Linked DNA regions of Homo sapiens: region 1 is linked to region 2. A link is a contact called in ENCODE Hi-C or POLR2A ChIA-PET data. All regions are on one chromosome and are shown on one strand. The core of a region is the stretch at or near the end of the contact, and the rest is flanking DNA. Distances in the headings are between cores, read along the strand shown.

Region 1 (2,792 bases), core at 1-2,500, 280 kb after region 2:
TGGTGGGTGCACCCATGGGTGGGGCTGATCAGTCCCCGGCTCCTGGCCCGCCAGGTGGTCTACTACGTATTTGCCATCATTGGGATCAACTTGTTTAGAGGCGTCATTGTGGCTCTTCCTGGAAACAGCAGGTGAGGTGGGGTCCGAGGTGCCACAGGGAGTGTCTCAGGGGTGCTGGGGTGGGCGGGAAGCCTTGGCGGTGGCCTCAGTGGGCTCAGCATCTCAGGATGGGAGGGTGTTCTCCCAGTTCCTTCGTCTCCTCCCTCCACCCCCTTTTCCCGACCCCCAATTTCCACCTCCGCTCCGCACCTCTCCTAGGAGCCCTTGCCTGGAGTCTGCTAAACACATTTCTCGTGGCCTGCTCAGAGCAGCACTTTCCCTGCCCTCTGAGCCTCTGTATCCCAATTTGTACCTTCAGGCCAGGCTGAGCACGCCAGCAGAGGAAAGGGGTGTAAGGTATCAGGCCTCAGAACCTGGAGCCCCCGCCCCTGACCCAGGTGTGTTGTGTTCCCCAGCCTGGCCCCTGCCAATGGCTCGGCGCCCTGTGGGAGCTTCGAGCAGCTGGAGTACTGGGCCAACAACTTCGATGACTTTGCGGTGAGCCCTGCGCCCTGTCCCAGCACCCTGCTCCCCGGGCTCCTCCCCTCCCTACCTCCTGGGCCCTCCTGGACCGCTGGTCTCTGCCCCCGCAGGCTGCCCTGGTCACTCTGTGGAACTTGATGGTGGTGAACAACTGGCAGGTGTTTCTGGATGCATATCGGCGCTACTCAGGCCCGTGAGTCCTCGTCTCCCTGACGGCAGTGATTCTCCGTGCAGCCTGGGGGTTCCCTCACCTCCGGGCACGCTGCATCTGCACTGGACGCCCGGAGCGTGGCTGGGACGGGGACTCGGGCCTTGACAGGGAAGTCGGCCAGCGTGGCATCCTGGCTTGCCTTGTCCCTGCCCCCTGCATAGCCACATCGTGACTCTCAGGATGGTGGCCAGTGACTCTGGGTTTACACCTCCTGGAGGTCGTTGGTGTGTTTGGGGCTTCTGAGGAATTCCATGGGGGTGGGGGAGCCCCGGGAAGGCTGAGTGAACGAGATAGTTCAGCTCTGAGCTTGAAGAGCTCAGACTGGCCCCAGCTGATGGTCCTGGGTTTTAATCCCAGCACCGCCTCCTGCTGGCTTAGCTACCTCGGCAGCTTGTTGCACGTTTCTAGGCCTCAGTTGGGTTGTTTCTGAGATGGAAATAGTAACGCGCTCTGCATCATGGTGTGTGTGGGCCGGCTGCCCGAGAGCTGTCCTGGCCACGCAGCAGTGGTGTTTGTATCGAGTGCTCTTGCTTTGCTCATCGTGGTTCACAGGGTGGGTCTCTGTCCTCCGCAGGTGGTCCAAGATCTATTTTGTATTGTGGTGGCTGGTGTCGTCTGTCATCTGGGTCAACCTGTTTCTGGCCCTGATTCTGGAGGTATCAGAGATCCCCACCCAGGCTGTTCTCCATGGTCGTTTGTTTCTAATTCACTCTCGATGGGCCTGAGGCCACCGGCCGGGCCTGCCTGGAACTTTGATGGGAGAGTCGTGCTGGGTTAGGCGGGTCCTGAGTGAGGCTGAGCCCCTCCCGTGGGGCTCAGTGCTGCCCGCCCTGGCTGCTGGGGCCTTGGGGAGTGCTCCTGACATCTGGGCTGCTGGGGCCTTGGGGGGTGCTCCTGACATCTGGGCTGCTGGGGCCTTGGGGGGTGCTCCTGACATCTGGGCTGTGGGGATTCTCAGGCCCCCAGGTCGGGCTGAAGGAGGGACTTGGACATTGGCTCCAGGAGGAGCCAGCAGCCTCGTGGGGCCTGTGCCTGGGTGTCCAGGGTGAATGGCTCAGCCCCCTCAGCGGGTGCCCTGTGGCTGACCCTGGAGGGGCCGGGGATGGGGCAAGGCTGCTTTCATTCGGGGCCCACACTCACTGGCCACTCCTCCTGCTTGCCAGAACTTCCTTCACAAGTGGGACCCCCGCAGCCACCTGCAGCCCCTTGCTGGGACCCCAGAGGCCACCTACCAGATGACTGTGGAGCTCCTGTTCAGGTGTGTGGGTGGGGAAGGCGCTTCTGTCTGGCCCCCTGGGATGGGAAGCCAAGAGCTGGGGGGTGGAGGGGTTGAGGCGGCGGGCAGGCCCTGATGACTGTCCTCCCCCTCCGCCCGGTTATCTGGCTTTGGTCCTGTGCTCTAGGAGAGCAGCTCAGAGCCGGGATCGGGGCGGCTTCTTCTTCCTGCCACTGGCGTCATAGCCTTTGTCCTGCTCTCCTGCTCTTGGATTGGGCATATTTAAGGCACCATCCTTCAGGGTCCATTGGATCCTGTTGGATGTAAACAAGGGACCTGAGGAAAACGCACCCATCTCTTCTCCTGGCAGCTTTGAGATGGTTCCTCTGCTAGTCCAGAAAAGTGACCACCCAGAGGCAGCCCTGCTGTGGGGCCTCTGTGCCTTCCACCAGGGGCTGCCGAGTTGCTGCAGCCAAGCCCTGCGGTCCTGCCAGCCAGTGGGAAGACGTGGCCCCTGGGCTTTTAAGAATGCCGTGTAGATATTTCTAGTGGCTACATCCATCCTGAGGCTCATCTGAGTCCCCGTGTCTCTGTGTCCCTGTGACACTCACTTCGCATGTGTTGCTAAGCTCTGCTCCCTTGTTCTTGTGGGCAGGCCAGGGTCTCCCTCCTTTAGAGGCCCCTGTGTGCATCTTTCCTCAATTCCACAGGGATATTCTGGAGGAGCCCGGGGAGGATGAGCTCACAGAGAGGCTGAGCCAGCACCCGCACCTGTGGCTGTGC
Region 2 (2,923 bases), core at 202-2,701:
CAAAAATAAAATTTAAAAAAGAAAATAAAATAAGAAATAAAAAATAATAAAAATAAAAAATAATAAATATTTCTTCAAAATAAGAAATAAAAAAAGAAAACCACTAATTTAACACTGCATAATATTTAAGTGGACAAAAACAAATTATCTTCAAGGTTATATACTCTTTGCTCCAAAATGTATATCTTTCTATAACCCGTGAAATCTAGCACTGGAGTTTCACTGTAGTCTCTTCTTTAAACCTATACACTCTTTTCTGGTCATCTAACCTATAAACAAACTTGGGTTTAGGGATTTAAGAAGCTATCTTTTAGATAATCTACATTTTAGATTACTGAAAGAAAAAGACCTATATACTTACTTGATTTGCAAAAATAAAAATATTTTAGCATAAACAAATAAATGACACATTCAAGATTTTTAAAAGTATAGACATAGAGGCACTCAGATAAAAAACGTTAGCAAAAAGCTTTCTTTGAAAGGACATGCTCCTTACAAGGCTGTCGGGGACAAACTCAGAGACAAACCTCACATGACACGGATGACTCCACTTTTTTATTCTTTCTTTTTTTTAAGAGATAGGGTCTCACTATGTTGCTCAGGCTGATCTTGAACTCCTGGGCTCAAGCAATCCTCCTGCCTCGGCCTCCCAAAGTGCTGGAATTACAGGCCACCGCACCCAGCCTGACTCCACTTTTGAAGGCAGCAGCCCAGAGATACTGCAGATCCCCTCCAGGACAGGAAATGGCCCATGAGGCTGGAAGACGTTGGCCCTTAACCCGGCCTTTCTAAATTTAGGCCAGGGATGGCCCAGTTTACCAAAATAGGTTTAAGAGGTACAAAGAAACAAATCTTACAAAGACCCAGATTATTAAGGGCTTTAAACAGTCAACACTTCTATATATAATCCAGTTTTAAGAGAGCGCCTACACTAGAGAGTAAATTAAAGAACTGGCCTGGGTGCAGTGGCTCACGCCTGTAATCCCAGCACTTTGGGAGGACAAGGCGGGTGGATCACTTGAGGTCAGGAGTTCAAGACCAGCCTGGCCAACACGGCGAAACCCCATCTCTATCAAAAATACAAAAATTGGTTGGGCATGGTGGCATGTGCCTGCAGTCCCAGGTACTCAAGAGGCTGAGGCAGGAGAATCACTTGAACCTGGGAAGCGGAGCTTGCAGTGTGCCGAGATCGCACCACTGCACTCCAGCCTGGGTGACAGAGTGAGACTCTATCTCAAAAAGAAAAAAAAGAAGATATTCATTAGCCCCATGAGAGAATGAAAAGTACGTAGGAACAGCTCCAGACACAAGGCTCGGAGGCAGCTACCCACCGCAGGCCTGTGGGTCCTGGGACCTCAAGGAAGAGAGCAGCCAGGCCTGCCCTGAGCACCCAGGTCTGCCAGCTGCTTTCTGAGTGACAGCAATGACAGCAGTACCCAGGCAGACAAGGAACCTGGCAGGCGTCCCAGCCAGGCATGCTTCTGCTAAAATGACTGGGAACTTTTATTATGTTTCTTGCAGACTCTTATAGAGGCCTGAGCCAGCGTTCCTGAGCTACCTCAAGGTTGCAAGCAACTCAGCTGGACGCTCGATGACTCTGGAGGGTCCAGGGGCTTCCTGGAGAAGGAACAGGATGTGGAGGGGTCCTCTGCAGACCCTTCGCAAAAAGAGGTTCAGGAATCAGGGCACTTGCTCAAGCTGTCATCAGGAGACTCAGACCATTAATCTGCTTAATCTTTTATTTCTAGTCATCAGAATCAAGGCTGGGCATGGTGGCTCACACCTGTAATCCCAGGACTTTGGGAGGCCGAGGCGAGTGGACCACCTGAGGTCAATAGTTCGAGATCAGCCTGGCCAACATGGTGAAACCTCATCTCTACAAAACATACAAAAATTAGCCAGGCATGGTGGCGGACACCTGTAATCCCAGCTACTCAGGAGGCTGAGGCAGGAGAATTGCTTGAACCCGGGAGGCGGAGGTTGCAGTGAGCCGAGATCGCACCATCGCACTCCAGCCTGGGCAACGGAGCAAAAACTCCATTTCCAAAAAAAAATCAAATTCAGCCGTTAACTGTGAGTGAGTTTTCGTTTACGTCTCTTTTTCTGCCGGTTTATTTTCTTATTTCTTTCTGATTAAACAATATTTATATGCAAACAACCTGGAAGGCGTGACTATAAAGATCCAGAGCTTCGTTTTTTAGCTTAGCCCAGACCCGGCATTGTGCCTTCCACCTGCAATTCCTGGCCCCAAAACAAAGCCCAATTATGAGGAGTTGGTGGCTATTATTGACCTCAGGTGATCGACCCACCTCGGTCTCCCAAAGTCCTGGGATTACAGGTGTGAACCACCGTGTCCAAATGGCAAAAATGCCATTGGTGTAAACAAGCAGCACAGAAATCGAATCAAACGTCTGGCACGGGGCAGCAGGGACACTTCCGAGACACTGTGGAGCTTTCAGACCCGAAAGTAAAATGTGTGTCCAAGCCCAAGGGTCACGGCTGCACGAGGAAGCTGAGTTGCCCTGCGTTCCACTGTCTGGACGTTCAAATGGTGGTAAAGCAGCGGTGTTCACTCGCATTTGTCTCACAGAAGCTTCTGGGGCAGGGGGTGGGGGGACCTCAGTGCTACACTGAAGAAAGCACAGATTTCAGAGCTGCGCAGAGCTGGGTTTGAACTCTAGCTTCCCCGCTCCCTCTTCCTGTGACTTGGGCAGACACCTGCACCTGTCTGAATGCTTTCTCACTGGTAAAAGGGACCCTAATGAGAGGTCACTGCAGTGCAGGCTCTGACCTTCCTAGATGGGAGTCTGGGCCATCTCCAGAACTGGATGGAATAACAGACATCACAGGTGTGCAATAAACATGTGCTATCAACAGGCGGCAGGTGGTTAGAAAAAAAAAATAAAATGAACATGTGCTGAAT

What was found. Hi-C counts contacts between places; a loop is a spot of excess contacts on that map. ChIA-PET counts read pairs that join two places held with the same protein, here RNA polymerase II (POLR2A). Pooled maps may share reads with other maps.
Region 1: a map of posterior vena cava shows a loop between it and region 2 (4-fold over the local background). The contact joins two enhancer-like sites. A Hi-C loop is called at or near these places in 1 of 168 maps with a recorded cell type or tissue (posterior vena cava) and 9 of 50 pooled maps. POLR2A ChIA-PET finds 5 or more read pairs at or near these places in 1 of 52 experiments (activated T-cell).

The regions. Positions count from the first base shown.
Region 1 is chr11:69,085,156-69,087,947 of GRCh38, forward strand. It overlaps TPCN2 (two pore segment channel 2), which reads left to right. Exons shown (of 25, transcript NM_139075.4): 20 at 55-131; 21 at 516-597; 22 at 693-775; 23 at 1,368-1,449; 24 at 1,957-2,051; 25 at 2,720-2,792. Among named protein-coding and RNA genes, the nearest start is that of MIR3164, 3.4 kb to the left of the region's middle. RefSeq lists enhancers at 430-931, 932-1,431. Within about 2 kb of position 1,251, at least 8 of the 41 ENCODE cell types and tissues checked have a DNase peak (open chromatin) inside an H3K27ac peak, as active enhancers do.
Region 2 is chr11:68,808,942-68,811,864 of GRCh38, forward strand. All of the region lies in intron 3 of CPT1A (carnitine palmitoyltransferase 1A), which reads right to left. Among named protein-coding and RNA genes, the nearest start is that of CPT1A, 32 kb to the right of the region's middle. Within about 2 kb of position 1,452, at least 8 of the 41 ENCODE cell types and tissues checked have a DNase peak (open chromatin) inside an H3K27ac peak, as active enhancers do.